2 separate regions of the Mus musculus genome follow, and region 1 is linked to region 2. A link is a loop called in an ENCODE intact Hi-C map of the cell type or tissue named here. Cell type or tissue: left cerebral cortex. All regions are shown on one strand.

Evidence for each region. Hi-C counts contacts between places; a loop is a spot of excess contacts. Peaks named below come from ENCODE experiments on the same cell type or tissue, not always from the same donor. Only the 100,000 strongest peaks of a DNase experiment are listed, where the experiment ranks them.
Region 1: a loop joins it to region 2, with 2.7 times the contacts of the local background. A loop is called at or near these places in 3 of 42 quality-filtered maps.

The regions. Positions count from the first base shown.
Region 1 is chr12:75,684,103-75,692,102 of GRCm38, reverse strand. Gm34717 (a long non-coding RNA gene) reads right to left here. Exons shown (of 3, transcript XR_381697.2): 2 at 5,134-5,362; 3 at 3,839-3,856. Among named protein-coding and RNA genes, the nearest start is that of Gm40890, 14 kb to the left of the region's middle. In left cerebral cortex, no CTCF peak of the experiment used is centred here; no DNase peak of the experiment used is centred here.
Region 2 is chr12:75,755,639-75,763,638 of GRCm38, reverse strand. The region is part of intron 3 of Gm40447; the gene reads left to right. Among named protein-coding and RNA genes, the nearest start is that of Sgpp1, 24 kb to the right of the region's middle. In left cerebral cortex, no CTCF peak of the experiment used is centred here; a DNase peak (open chromatin) is centred at 4,891.

The DNA of each region.
Region 1 (8,000 bases), 72 kb after region 2:
GCTTGCTTTGCCTTGCTCAGCTTGCTTTCTTTTTGTTTGTTTTTTGTTTTTTTGAGACAGGGTTTCTCTGTGTAGCCCTGGCTGTCCTGGAACTCACTCTGTAAACCAGGCTGGCCTCCAACTCAGAAATCCACCTGCCTCTGCCTCCCAAGTGCTGGGTTTAAAGGCGTGCACCACCATGCCCGGCTTTGCTTTCTTATAGGACCCAAGACTACCAGTCCAGGGATGGCACCACCCACAATGGGTCTTCCCACCTTGATCACTAATTGAGAAAATGCCTTACAGCTGGATCTCATGAAGGCATTTCCTCAGTTGAGATGCCTTTCTCCGTGATAATTCCAGCTTGTGTCAAGTTGACACACAAACTCAACCAGTGCACATACATACAGGTAAAGCACACAATAATTATATGCATATATAATGTATATCCTCATATCCACATCCCGTATACATATGTATGTTATATATTTAATATAAAAAAATTAAAGCTGGTATGTACACACACACACACACACACTACACACACCCCATGTGCAAACATGCAATCTCCTAAGGCTTCTCACAAAACAAACAAACAAACAAACAAACAAACAATCAAACAAATCTGTTACTCCATCACTCTCCACAATCCTCACTTTCTGTGTTACTTTATTTTTGACAAAAGGTTTATATATATATATATATATATATACATGCCAGCCTGGTCTCCAATATACAGCTAAGGATGAACTTGAACTCTTGACCCTGTTGTCTTTACTCCTAGACTCCTGGAATTATAGGTATGCCCTACCACACACCCAATTCTTTCCTTCTCAGCATTATCCCAGCATTCATTTTCAGCCACCGTGGCTTAGGGTGTCTACAACAAGTACTGTATTCTGCTGTTCTTTAGTGTGCTATAAGTGCATTGGCTACTTGTCTTGTTGAAGTGCAAAATATCTGACAAAAGCAACTCAGGGGTTTATTTGGCTAGTTAGCCTAGGTTACATAGTAACTGTATCTCAAAGAATACCTTCCACCGTGGGGCAGGGGCAGGGGTGTTGGTGGCAGGCATAGGAGGCAACAGCCTGTCACATTGCATCCAGTTAGGGAGGAGAGACCCATGACTGCTCATGCTCAGGTTTCGGTTTGTTTGTTTGTTTCATTTTGTTTTTACAGGGTATCACTTTGTAGCCCTGGCTGGCCTGGAACTCCCAGAGATCAGCCCTGTCTCTGCCTCCTTTCCCCCTTTTTATTCAGTCTCAGACCCCCAATCCATGTTGGGTGTGTCCTACTTCAGTTAACTCAATCCAGACAAGTCTTCACAGACAACTCCAGAGATTAGTTTCCTCAGTGATTCTAAATCTCACAGCACATGCATTAAATGGAAATCTGCTTTAGATTTTGAGTTGAGAGTCACTGTTCTCAAATCACAGGATCCTTCAGATATTTCCCAGATTCAAGTGTAGACGACAGTGAACACTACCACAAAGTTAGCCGGAAAACCCCTTTGAATGTAACATGATTCTCAGATGAGAACAGGGACTTTAACACTGTCTTCTGGGACCTAGAATGTTTGTAGCATGGAATAGCTGGCAAACACTATTTGAATTGATTCTGTTTAAGGAGAAAGAGGACTGGGGGGGGGGGGGGGGAGAAGCTCAGTCAGTTAGGCACTTGCCTTGCAAGCATGAGAACCTGAGTTTGATTTTTAGAATCTACTTAAAAACTTGGCATAGTGGTGGTTTTTGTGATCCAAGCACTCGGAGGCAGGAGGATGACCCCTGTGGCTTGCTGATGCCTAAGTGGGGAGCCAGTGAGATATCCTGTCTTAAAGGCAGTAGATAGTTTCTCTGAGGACATTCGAACATGTCCTCTCATCACTACATGCACACACATGCATTAAAAATGTTTCTATTTTATTGTTTTATGTGAATGAGTGTTTTGCCTACATATATTGTCTTAGGGTTTTACTGCTGTGAACAGACACCATGACCAAGGCAACTCTTTTTTTTTTTTTTAAGATTTATTTATTTATTATATTTAAGTACACTGTAGCTGTCTTCAGACACTCCATAAGAGGGCGTCAGATCTCATTACAGGTGGTTGTAAGCCACCATGTGGTTGCTGGGAATTGAACTCAGGACATTCAGAAGAGCAGTCAGTGCTCTTAACCGCTGAGCCATCTCTCCAGCCCGGCAACTCTTATAAGGACAACATTTAACTGGGGCTGGCTTACAGGTTCAGAGGTTCAGTCCATTATTATCAAGGCAGGAGCAAGGCAGCATCCAGGCAGGCATGATGCAAGAGGAACTGAGAGTTCTACATCTTCACTGGCTTCCAGGCAGCTAGGTTGAAAGTATTAAATCCCATGCTCACAATGACACACCTACTCCAACAAGGCCACACCTCTTAATAGTGCCACTCTCTAGGCCAAGCCTATACAAACCATTGCATGTATATGTGTGCACTTTGTGAGTGCTTGGTGCCCAAAGAAGTCAGAAGAGGGCCTCTGATTCCCTTGGCTTGGAATTACCAAGTTGTGAGCTTCTACATGGATGTTGGGAATGGAACCTGGGTCATCCAGGTCATCCACAAAAGCAGCAAGCACTTTTAACTAACTGATGAGCCAACTCTCCACACTAAGACCTTTTGTGTGTGTGTGAGACGGGGGTCTTTCTACATAGTCCTGTCTGTCCTGGAAGTGACTACGTAGACTAGGGTGGCCTTCAGCTCACAGAGATCCCTCTGTCTCTGCCTTCTGAGTGTTGGGATTAAAGGCATGTCTCCCTGTGCCCTGCCTGAAACATATTTCAAAGGGAACACATTTGTGATGGTTTAAATCATTATGGGCCCCATAGAATCATGTGTTTGGATGTTTGGCCGGCTGGGAGTGGCACTATTAGGGTTTGTGGCTTTGTTAGAGGAAGTGCATCCCAGGGGAAGTGAGATCTCCTATGCTCAAGCTACCTCTAAAGTAGCAGACACACACTCTCTGCTCCCAAGGGATCAAGATTTAGAGCTCTTAGCGCTTTCTCCAATGCCATGGCTTCCTGGGTTAGAGCATCCCATCAAGATGCTTCCTTTCCATCATGATGGTGATGATGGACTGACCCTCTGAACCTGTAAGCCAATCACAATTAAATGTTGCCCTTTATTAGAGTTGCCTTGGTCATGGTGTCTCTTCACAGCAATGGAAACCTTAACTAAGACAACATTTTCTGCAAATTCCTGGATACAAAAGATGCAGTACTGTAGAACCAAGATTGTGGTTTCATGCCAGCCTGGGCTACACAGTGAGTTTAAGACCAACTTGTGCCCTCGCTAAAAGAAAAAGTAGCAGTTCATATTCTTTTTTTTTTTTTGCAGTTTGGTTTCGATTCCTCATTTTTAAAAAATTGGATATTTTATTTATTTACATTTCAAATGTTATCCCCTTTCCCGTTTTCCCCTCTGTAATCCTCCTATACTATCCCCCCTTACCCTGCTTCTATGAGGGTGCTCCCCTACCCACCCACTCCCCCCTCACTGCCCTAGCATTCATCTACACTAGGGCATCAAGCCCTCACAGGACCAACGGCCTCCCCTCCTATTGATGTCAGATAAATCCCCTCAGCTCCTTCAGTCCCTCCTAACTCCTCCATTGGGGTCTCTGTGCTCAGTCTGATGGTTGGCTGCGAGCATCTGCATCTGTATTGGTTAGGGTCTGGCAGAGCCTCTCAGGAGACAGCTGTATCAAGCTCTGGACAGCAAGCACTTCTTGGCATCCACAATAGTGTCTGGGTTTGGTGTCTGCATGTGGGATGGATCCCCAGGTGGGGCAGTCTCTGCATGGCCTTTCCTTCAGTCTCTGCTCCACTCTTTGTCCCTGTATTTTCTTTAGAAAGGAAAAATTCTGGGTTACATTTTTGGAGATGGGTAGGTGGTCCCATCCCTCAACTGGGGGGGGGGGGCATGCCTAACTTCTGGATATGGTCTCCACAGGTTCTCCCTCCCCTTTTTGGGGTATTTCTGCTAATGTCATCCCTGTGGGGTCTTAAGAGGCTCTTGCTTTCCTGGCATCTGGGACTTTCTAGTTGCTACTCCCAGTTCTTCATCCCCCATTGCTACATACCTCTGTTCAAATTCCTGACCCTCTGTACATCTCCATCTCCTCCCATACCTGATTCTGCCCCTCATTGCCCCCCTCCTCTCTTCCTCCAAAGTCCCTCCTCACCCTCTACTTCCCTTGAATATTTTGTTCCCCCTTCTAAGTAGGATTGAAACATCCTCATTTTTTTAAACCTCCAGTTTCCTAATTCTGGGCAGAGGACTTCTTGTACATAAGAAATGAAGGTCAGAGGCTGGGTGTGAATGCACGGGTAGAGCCTAGTATGCTATAGGTTCTACTCCTGGCAACACGGAACAAACAAAAGGTGAAGGCCAGTCTTGGTGACACAAGCTCAGAATCCCAGCAGTCAGGAGGTAGAAGCATGATTTTGAGTTCAAAGCCAGCCAGGGCAATCTAGGGAGGGACTACAAAACAGAAACCCATCCTAACCATTTCCTCTTACTGGGTGATTTATCTCCAGGACGATCTTCAGCAAATGCAAGACTCAGCAAAGCTTTGTAATCCTTCCCGTTCCTTATCTCAGCTGTCAAGTATGAGAACCTGGGATTTACTTATCTCTGTTCAGAGCATTTTCCCATGGGTTGGGAGCAAAAAGTATTACATAGCCCATTTATACCCGGTGTGTGTTTATAGTTTGCTTTCTTTTCCTACTGGAATTGGGGTTGAATCCAGGGTCTCAGCACATTGGGCATGCGCTCTGCCACTGAGCTACACCCAACATCATGATTTGCCTTTTGAAAGGAGCAGTTCTCTTTTCTCTGCAGCGTTTCTTCTAAACAAGTCTAATAAGTTTTCAAGCGTGGAAGATTATTTCTTGAAAGGAAATCATTACATGCTGTGAGTTTACATGAGAGATGATTATCCAAGGTAATAGATTTTGTAGCACAAATCAATAATTAGCATTTATTAATTTTTAATACTTAAATGTAAGGGTTGGGAATGCTAATTCATTAGAGAAATGTTCAGGACTGAGATAGGCATCTATTTAATGGTCCCTTTATTGACTTTCAAACCTAGGAATAGCTTTCACTTCAGGCAATCACCTGCAATCAACTGTGATCCTCTGATTACAAATTTATTCAAGTTGTCTGCTCTCACCATGACGGCATCTTATCTCCTCCCACATCAGAAGACACACTTTTCAGTATGCTTTTTGTAAGGAAAGCAAACACCGCTTGGCTGCACTGTTGATATTATTATTATTGTTCCTATATTAAGGTCTTGGCAATCAGGACGAGGTCCAGGTTTAGGAAGCTCAGCACATCTTAGGATCTGGCAAACAAATACATTTAATATAATGCTTAGAAAATTGCAACCAATAATTACTTTAAGTAAGTACTTCTCCAGAATATGAAGTAAGAGTGAAATACTGTGTGACAGCAAAAAGAAAGCAAGGATCAGCCAACAGTCCTGGGAGTCTCATCCTATAATCCCAGAATTTAGTAGTAGAGGTCAGAGAGTCAGAAACTCAAGGGCAGCCTAGGCTAGCTACATTAGGATCCTTTCTCAAAACAAACAAACCCCAAACAGGCTACCCCTCCTTCCCCCAAAAGCCCTCCTGCTAAACAAACAAAATCATTTAAAATGACAAGATAAATAAATAAAGAGACTGGAGAGGTGGCTCAGCGGTTTAAGGGCACTCTCTGCTCTTCCAGAGGTCCTGAGTTAAATTCCCAGCGCTCCTATGGTGGCTCACAACTGTCTATGATGGGATCAGATGCCCTCTTCTGGTGTGCAGACTTTACAAACAGAGAAAGTATCTGTATCCATGAAATGCATAAATAAATCTTTAAGGCAGGTGTGCTGGAATATGCCTTCAATCCTAGCACTAGGAAGCAGAAGCAGGTGGATCTCTGAGTATAAGGCCAGCCCACTCTACAGAGCAAGTTCCACAGCCAGGGCTGTACAGAGAAATTCTGACTTGAAAAAAATAAAATTGATAGGTAGGTAGGTAGGTACATAGATAGGTAGGTAGGTAAATAAGTAGCTAGATAGCTAGATAGATAGGATATCATTGATATTTGACTCTTGGGCAAAGGTATCAGAAATACTGAAAATATATGGCTGTTAAGAGTATTTGCTGGGCTGGAGAGATGGCTCAACAGTTAAGAGCACTGACTGCTCTGCTAGAGGTCCTGAGTTCAATTTCTCGCAACCACATGGTGGTTCACAGCCATTTGTCATGGGATCTGATGCCCCCCCCCCTTTCTGGTGTGTGTCTGAAGACAGCTACAGTGTACTCATATAAATAAAAAAAATTAAAAAAATTTTAAAAAAGAGTATCTAAAAATAAATAACTAAAAAGCCAGGCAGTGGTGGCACATGCCTTTAATCCCAGCACTCGGGAGGAAGAGACAGGTGGATTTCTGAGTTTGAGGCTAGCCTGGTCTACAGACTGAGTTCCAGGACAGCCAGGGCTATATGGAGAAACCCTGTCTCAAACAAACAAAAAAGAGTATCTGCTGTTCTTACAGTAGACTCAGGTTCAGTTTTTCAGTGCCCACATGGCAGCTTACAACCATGTATATCCAGCTCTGGTCTTCGGGTCTCATGTGATGCACATACATATATACAGGCACTCACACACATACATAAAATAAAAACTAATGAAAAAGACAGGCCTTGTAGTGCACATCTTTAATCCCAGAAGAGGCAGGTGGATTTCTGTTAGCTCAAGGATAGTATGGTCTACAAAGTGAGTTCTAGGCTAGCCAGGACTGTTACACAGAGGAACCCTGTCTTGAAAAACAAACTAATTTAAAAAAAAAGAAACTTGAGCCAATTGTGGTATACACCTTTAATCTCAGCACTCAGGAGGCAGAGCCAGGCATATCCATCAGGGTTATATAGAGAGACTGTAGTGGTTTGAATATGTTTGGTCCAGAGAATGGCACTATTTGGAGATATAGCCTTGGAGAAGGTGTGTCACTGGTGGGTGTGGGCTTTAAGACCCTCCTCCTTGCTGCCTGGACGCCAATCTGTTCCTGATTGCCTTTGGATGAAGATGTAGAACTCTCAGCTCCTCCTACTGCACCATGCCTGCCTGGATGCGGCCTTACTCCTGCCTTGACGATACTGGACTGAATCTCTAAACCTGTAAACAGCCCCAATTAAATGTTGTCCTTATAAGAGTTGCCCACTAAGACAGACCCCATCTTTCTTCTTTTTTTTTTTAAACAATTTTCTAATTAGACATTTTCTTCATTTACATTTTTTTGTTTTGTTTTGTTTTCGAGACAGGGTTTCTCTGTATAGCCCTGGCTGTCCTGGAACTCACTTTGTAGACCAGGCTGGCCTCGAACTCAGAAATCCACCTGCCTCTGCCTCCCGAGTGCTGGGATTAAAGGTGTGCGCCACCGCACCTGGCTCATTTACATTTCAAATACTATCGAAAGTCCACTATACACTCCCCCTGCCCTGCTTCTAAACCACCCACTCCCGAATCCTGGCTCTGGTATTCCCCTGTACTGGGGCATATAATCTTTGCAAGACCAAGGGCCTCTCCTCTCAGTGATGGACCACTAGGCCATATTCTACTACATATGCAGCTAGAGACATAAGCCCTGGGGGTACTGGTTAGTACATATTGTTGTTTCTCCTATAGACCCCTTCAGGTCCTTGAGTACTTTCTCTAGCTCCTCCATTGGGGGCCCTGTGTTCCATTCACTAGATGACTGTGAGCATCCACTTCTGTATTTGCCAGGGACTGGCACAGCCTCACAAGAGACAGCTATATCAGGGTCCTGTCAGCAAATTCTTGCTGGCATATGCAATAGTGTCTGCGTTTGGTGGCTGATTATGGGATGGATCCCCGGGTGGGGCAGTCTCTGGATGGTCCTTCCTTCCGTCTCAGCTCCAAACTTTGTCTCTGTAACTCTTTCCATGGGTATTTTGTTCCCCATTCTAAGGA
Region 2 (8,000 bases):
CATATGCCAAAGCCATTTCCAGACAGCTCTCTGTTTCCTATTCCATTGTCATGCTCCCCACCACGATGGTTATAGACTAACTTTTAAATCTCTCAGCCCCAATATCTTCTTGGTTCTATAAGTTGCCTTAGTCATGGTGTCTCTTCACAGCAACAGAAAGGTAGCTTAGACACAGATATACAGACACACATACACACACACTAAATGAGAGACTAGAGCCAGATGTAGTGTTATGTTTGTGACCCTAGAACTTGGAACGCTGAGCTCAAAACCAACCCGAGATAAGGAGTTTCAGTCTAACCTAAGCTACAGAAGACACTGACTCAGAAACAAACAATACACAAACAAACTAGCAAACAACAGAGAAAGGGGTAGGGGAGGAACCTGGAGAGATGTTTCAGTGGCTAAGAGCATGCAGAGGACTCAGGTTCACTTTCCAGCAACCACATGGAAGTTCACAACTCCAGTATCAGGGCATTGGACACCCTCTTCTGGCCTTCCTTGGGCACTGTCATATACGTGGTGTGCATACTACATGTAGACCAACATGCATACACAATTCTTTAAGAACAGAAGGAAGGAGGATGGTGGTGGTGCACGCCTTTAATCCCAGCACTTGGGAGGCAGAGGCAGGTGGATTTCTGAGTTCGAGGCCAGCCTGGTCTGCAAAGTGAGTTCCAGGACAGCCAGGACTATATAGAGAAACCCTGTCTCGAAAAACTAACTAACTAACTAACTAACTAAATAAATAAATAAATAAAAAAGAACAGAAGGAAGGAAGTCTGCAGAAGTGGCTCCATTAGCAGAGTGCTAGCACAAAGCCTAAGGTGCCTTCTGTTTTCAGCACATACACAACTAAATACGGTAACCCACACCTTTAGTACCAGCACTAGAAAAACGGAGGCAAGGAGGTAAGGCTATGAGCTATGTATCATGTTTGAGGCCAGCCTGAGCTACATGGGACCCTGCCTCAGAAAATGTCAAAGATATCAAAATGTCTTTTCAAAGATGACAGTATTTTATACATGGAGAAAAACTGACTTTTTGATGGAAAATTCTGGTGGCCCCCACAGTCAGCCAATGATTATCTTGAACATTAGTCACACCAGGACAATCAGACAAGGTGTTCCTTCTGTTGTAATACTCTAGGAATGATGCAGGGTTGCTTAAACACATAAACCAAGTCTAATTATACGGAACATCAGCCAAACCCAAATTGAATGTCGTTCTATAAAATCCCTGACCATGTTTTCATCTGAGGAACTTTATCAGGTAACAGGTGACGGCTACACTATCACGGCCACACATGACACCCAGTTTTGAGTTGGCTCTGGATACGGACAAAGAGAGAGCTGGGAAGAACAGCTTATGAAACTTGAATAGACTTTGAATTAGACATTAAAGGATTAAAATAAAAAAAAATAATTTAGGTCACTGTATGGACTGTGTAAGAGAATGCCCTGTTTTTGGCAATATACACGAAAGTATGTGACATCAAAAGGAATAGTTGTCTTCTAAGCCTCCTAAGAACTCCGTTTAAAAGGTTCAGGAAAAAAAATGTATGTGCACACCCACAAAGAACAAATGGGTGGTTCTACCAGGGAGAGAATTGTACTTGACTTGAGTAATTTATGAGTCTGATGGATATGTGGAAATTCCTCAGACTAATTAGCAGGGGATTGTAAATTTTAATAGGTCAAAATAAATCCTTAAAATGCTGATCATGATATATATGTTCATGTGCCAGGGCCTGTGTGCATATATCTGCATTCATGTATATGTGTGTGATACATGTGTGTACTCACTAACTGTGTGGAAGTTTATTTTATTGGTGAGTGCAAAAAAAGGCAACAAGCTTTAATACTAAGTTTGGAATGTTGTGGTGATATGGTGGCATCTACACTCTCAATACTGGGGAGCCTGAGGAAGGAGGATGGTCAAGAAGTTGAGGCTGGCCTAATCTACATAATGAATTCTGGGCTAACCAGAGCCACAGCAAGAATTTTTATTTTAAAACAATGTTACAAGATATTTGATTATTGTACGTAGAAAACCTAATTGTTAGCAAACTATACAAGCTTAAATAGATATTTGTCAGCTGCAGATAGGGGTGTGGCTCTAAAAGCCTCCATAGATAAGAATGCTGAAGACTGGAAAGTGCCTGCATGTTTTCAGGTAAGTTGCTTGGGAGAGGTCTTGTGGTCTTTGCTCTAATGACCCAAGGGCCATCAGCTGGATGGCCTTGAGCTGCCCCACAGTGAAATGGTTCAACTCCTACTGATATGGCTTGGATCCCTCCCCTCCCCCCATGATGGTGACATGGTTCAGCCTGCCGAAGCATAGCAGTCAGGCCTTTGATAGAGCTCTCTCTCTCTCTCTCTCTCTCTCTCTCTCTCTCTCTCTCTCTCTCTCTCTCTCTCTCTCTCTCTCTCTCTCTGCTTGGAAGAGCCTTTATGGAAGGAGCTCTGGGTAAGAGATAGGGATTTCCTCTTTGGGCTTGCCGGAACAGCAGAGAAGCAGCTGGCAGGACACAGGTAAAACAGGATTCTAGGAAAGAGAGCTAAGGAGCCCTCTTGGGTTTGGAGAGCTCAAGAGAAAGATAGGCTAGCTCAGTAGTATGACACAGAAAGAGATTTCTCAAGAGCTGGCAGTTTAGCTGTAGGGTCAGGCTTGTAAATAAATTCTTCGTATGTAGTTAAGAAAATAAAGATAACCTCGCTCAGCTAGCAGGTTTTTACCTCAGTTTATGCCCCAGCCCTACCTCTTTAGAGGTAAAATATAAGTTAAATAGATAAATATTACAAAACAACTACACAAAGATAAACAAAAAGTCCCTTCTATCTTATTTAGGGTTTCTGTTGCTGTGGGAGACACCATGACCTCAGCAATTCTTATAAGGAAAAGTGTTTCGTTAGGCCTGGCTTACACTTCAGAGGTTCAGTCCATTATTGGTCATAGCAGGAAGCCTAGCAGCCTGCAGGCAGACATGGTTCTGGAGAGGCCGCTGAGAGGTCTACATCCGGATCTACAGACAGTAGGAAGCAACTGAGACACATAGACCCTGGTTTGAGGGTCTGAAACCTCAAGACCCACCCCAGTGACATACTTCCCCCAGCAATGCCACACCCACTCCAACAAGGCCACACCTCCTAACAGTGCCAGTCCCTAGGAACCCATGAGGGCTATTTTTTAGTCAAACCACCACAGTTCTCAAAAAATAAAAAAAAAAAAAGTAGAAAAAAGTTTGAAATAGGATTTGTTTGTTTGTTTGTTTGTTTGAGACGGGATTTCACTTTATAGCTTAGTCTGCCCTTGAACTCCTTTAAACCAAGTGCCGGGATTGCAGGCAAGCATCAAGGCACAGGGCTGAGATACTGAGATATTGATGTATACCCAGGGTGCCTCCACCTCTTGGCAATTCTCCTGCCTCAGTCTTTCAAGTGCTGAGATTTCAGGCTTGCAACACCCTGCCCTGTTTGGTTATCTATGTATTCTGAAGTTAATAGTGTCATTGTTTTTCAATTGCCTTATTTTTCATTTAATTCCAAACCCTTTGACAACTGCTTAAATCTACCATCAGAAGCTTTGTGCCTACGTACAGCCTGGGCTGCAGTCCTGTCCTCCGGGAGGTGACAGCAACACCTGATCATAAATTCAAGACCAGCTCTACAGGAGAGCTTATCCAAGGAAAACAATAATCAAATAAACGAGAGATTGAGGGCTGGACAGCAGCTCCATGGTATTTGCCTAGCACATGCCACAGAGGGAGAGAAAGAGAGAACAGAAGCAAGGGGGAAGGGGAGAGGAAGGAAGAAGGGAAAGTTTCAATTTTGGAGTCATGAGAAAGGGAACTGCAAGAAGAAACTGCCTGTCTCATAAACAGAGGCTCCGCCAGAGAGCCCCGAGCTCCAGGGGATGCCAGTTGACACTTTGCAGAGGCGGCTGGCTTTGTGCAAGAAGAATTGCCACAATTTTCCAAGCTCCGTAGAGAACATAATAACTTTATTGTACCTCTTGTTTATCTCCTAATGGGAACTTCATTCTCACTGGGCCCACTTCAAACCCTGGTGTCTAGACAGAGAAGAAAATTCCATCTAGAGAGATAGAACGGAGAGAGGGGGAGAGCTTTCATAGCTACCCCAGACCTGGAGATCATAGTCACTGGAAAGAAAGAAAGGATATATTTCCTTAGTCACTCAGCTGTGTTTATCTTCTCTCTCTCTCTCTCTCTCTCTCTCTCTCTCTATATATATATATATATATATATATATATATATATATACATATATATATATATATATCTTTCTCTATCTCTCTCTCTTTCTCCCTCTCTCTCCCACCACTTTTACGTGGGCTCTGGAGATGAGACTCAGGTCACCATCTCAACAGTCTTCCCCTGACCTCTGTTGAGACAGTCTTACTTTCACAGACAGGACAGAGAGTGAACTTCCTCAGGTCTCCACTTCTCTTGCACCAGGATCCACCACACCCAGTCTTATCACGTGCTAGGAATCAAACCCAGAGCCTTGTGTACGCTAGGCAAGCACTCTACCAACAGGGCTACAATCCCAGCCCTTCTTTGTCGCTAACTACTGTGGGAATTCTGTGGGTTCTGATTCGTGAAGGGCCCCACAGGCTCCTTTCCAGCCTAGCTCTGTTAGGGCCCTTCGGGTTTCACTGGATCTGCCTTAGTGTTTTGGGTTGGGGCTCTGGATTGTCTCAACTTGACAACGTACAAACTGGCACCTGCTGCCCCTCTCGGAAGCAGCTTCAAGAGCTAGCTCCTTTTCCATCTTTGGCCAAACTGATCTCCTGGTTTCAAAAGCCTCTCCATAAACACATCTGTGGGCCTTTTTCCCTCAGGGCTTCCCAGGCAGAGCTGCTTTCCCGCTGAGACTAGCTGTACAGAAAAAGTCCCCTCAGACTCTTTATTCACTTAGGATCCTTGCGAGCCATTGGACTTGACTTCACAGGCATTTCACAGGCTCCGTGCTTCTCTTCAGTTATTGGCATCTGGGAGTTTTCTGGTGGAATCTCTAAAGAGCCAAGAAAACTATCTTTAGCTGGTAGATAAGTAGGCTTAAATTTTTAGAAACAAAAATAAATTCAATTTTACTGCCATGTTATAGTATTTAAGATCTTTTACATTTATTTTTTTTTTTTATTCCAGGGGGGAGGGGACACGTGTCATGGCACACGTGTGGAGGTCAAAGAATATTCTTGCAGGGATAGGCTCTCTCCTTCTGTCACATGGGTCCCAGGGATCAAACTCAGGTTGCCAGGCTTGGCAGAAAGCATTTTTACCTGTTAATCCTGTGAGTCTCAACGCTCCTAATGCTACAACCCTTTAATAAAGTTCCTCATAGTTGTGGTGACCCCTGACCATAAAGTTATTTGCATTGCTACTTCATAATTTTGAATATCTGGTATTTCTTTTCTTTTTTTTAAGATTAATTTATTTATTATATGTAAGTACACTGTAGCTGTCTTCAGACACTCTAGAAGAGGGCGTCAGATCTTGTTATGGATGGTTGTGAGCCACCATAATGGTTGCTGGGATTTGAACTCAGGACCTTCGAAAGAGCAGTCGGTGCTCTTAACCACTGAGCCATCTCACCAGCCCATATCTGGTATTTCTGATAGTCTTAGGGGACCCCTGTGACAGGGTTGTTTGACCCCTGAAGGGGTGGAGACCCAGAGGTTGAGAACCACCTGGGCAGTGGTAGCACATGCCTTTAATCCCAACACCTGGGAGGCAGAGGCAGGTGGATCTCAGCCTGATCTACAAAGTGACTGCCAGGGCTACACAGCTACACAGCGGAATTCCTGTTTTGAAAAAAAAAAAAAAGGAAAAAGAAAGAAAGATTTAACTTCAGAGCTGGGGAGACGATTCAGTGTGGGCAAAGTGCTTGATATGCAAGCATGAGGAACTGAGTTCGGATCCCCAGAGCCCATGTAAGAGCCAGGCTCCTAGTTAAGCAGCTGTAACTCTAGCACACAGAGAGGGGGCAGTTAGGTCCTTGTTGCCTGAGCTGATGGCCATGGAAGCAGGGCATGACTAAGGCTGACCTGGGTAAGGCTGACCCAGATAGAGAAGGGCAAAAAAAAAAAATGCAGTAGTGTATAGGAAAGTTGACAACAGTTTGAGAGCTGGGTAGCTATTGGTGTAATCCTTCAGTAAAGGCTCTTTGTATGCAAATCAGTGAGGCCCAGGGTTTGGCAGTAAAGGATGCTGCAGTCTTGCAGAGAGCTACCTGGCAAGAATACCTTTACCTTGCATAACCACATCTCAGCACTGTGCTAAGGGTGCTAATTAATACTAATGTAATTGGAATTGTGTATACGGGTTATATATCAATATGCATGCAACCCATGAATGATACTACTGCCCTTAGCTAACCATAGTGGTTGCATGCCTTTAGTCCCAGCACTTGAGAGTCAGAGGCAGGTGGATCTCTGGGAGTTTGAAGTCAGCCTGGTCTACAAAGTGAGTTCCAGGACAGCCAAGGCTCCACAGGGAAATACTGTCTCAAAAATCAAACCAGAACAAAAAGTTTACTCCATTGAGTGAGAAACAAAGAACAAATTAACAAACCAACCCAGTAACTGTGCAAGAGCGGGATTATTATGAATGTAGATACAACCATTGTGGGCACCAGCATGGTTTTTGTTTGTTTGTTTGGTTGGTTGGTTGGTTTTTCGAGACAGGGTTTCTCTGTATAGCCCTGGCTGTCCTGGAACTCACTTTGTAGACCAGGCTGGCCTCGAACTCAGAAATCCGCCTGCCTCTGCCTCCCGAGTACTGGGATTAAAGGCGTGTGCCACCACGTCCGGCTACCAGCATGGTTTTTATTTGGTTGATTGGTTTTGGGTTTATAGTTTTGTTGTTGTTGTTGTTTTGGGGGTGGGGTGGGGGTGAAAAAGGACCTCTTGTCCTAGATCTTAGGGAAGGAAACTCAGTATTTCGCTAATAATGGGAGGTTATCTTCAAGCCCTTCATAACAGTTCCTCTTTTTCCAGCGTCTTAATGCAGCAGAAATTTAGACCACTAACTTATATATGTACTATATTTTGAGACAGAGCTCACTATGAAACCTGAGCTGACCAGGAACTTCCTATGTACATAAGGCTGGCCTTAAATGCACAGAGATCCATCTGCCTCTGCCTTCTGAGTGCTGAGATTAAAGGTGTATACTACCACACCTAACCTGGCTGGCTTCCTTCCTCCCTTCCTTCCTTCCTTTCTTTTCTCTCTTTCTTCCTGTCTGTCTGAGAGAGTGGGTTGATGGGGACAGACTTGGTGGCAAACACTTTTGATTACAGCACTTGGAAGCTTGGGAGGCAGAGGCAGGCAGATCTCTGTAAGCTCAGGACCAGCTCTGTCTGCATAGTAAGACTCTGTCTCAGAAAGAAAGAAAGAAAGAAAGAAAGAAAGAAAGAAAGAAAGAAAGAAAGAAAGAAAGAAAGAAAAGAGAAGAAAAGAAAAGAGAGAGAGAGAGAGAAAGAGAGAGAGAGAGAGAAAGAAAGGTTGGTTGATTAAATGAAGCTGTGTGACAAGTATAAATAAATGTAAGTAAGTGATACTAACCAGATCTGGACATGTTTCCACCACTACTGATTTCTTTTTCATGAATGAAAGAGAAAATATGATTTTGCTGTTTTAATTTGAGCTGCAGGTCTGCCAACCCCTGAGAGTATCAGAAATGGTAAGCTGTAAATTCTCTTAGCCGTGTGCCTTCCTGGGTATTAAAAGCCTTAAGTATGGGCTCTTGGATTTTCTACAATCTTTTAAAGGATTTAATTGTTTTATTTTACGTGTATGAGTGTTAGGCCAGGCAGTTAGCCTTTAATCCCAGAACTCAGGAGGCAGAGGCAGGTAGATGCCTTACTTCCAGGACAGCTAGGGCTACACAGACACCAAACACCACCACCACCACCACCACCCATATTTGTAAAATACATGTATGAGTGTTTTGCAGGCATGTATGTGCACTATACAT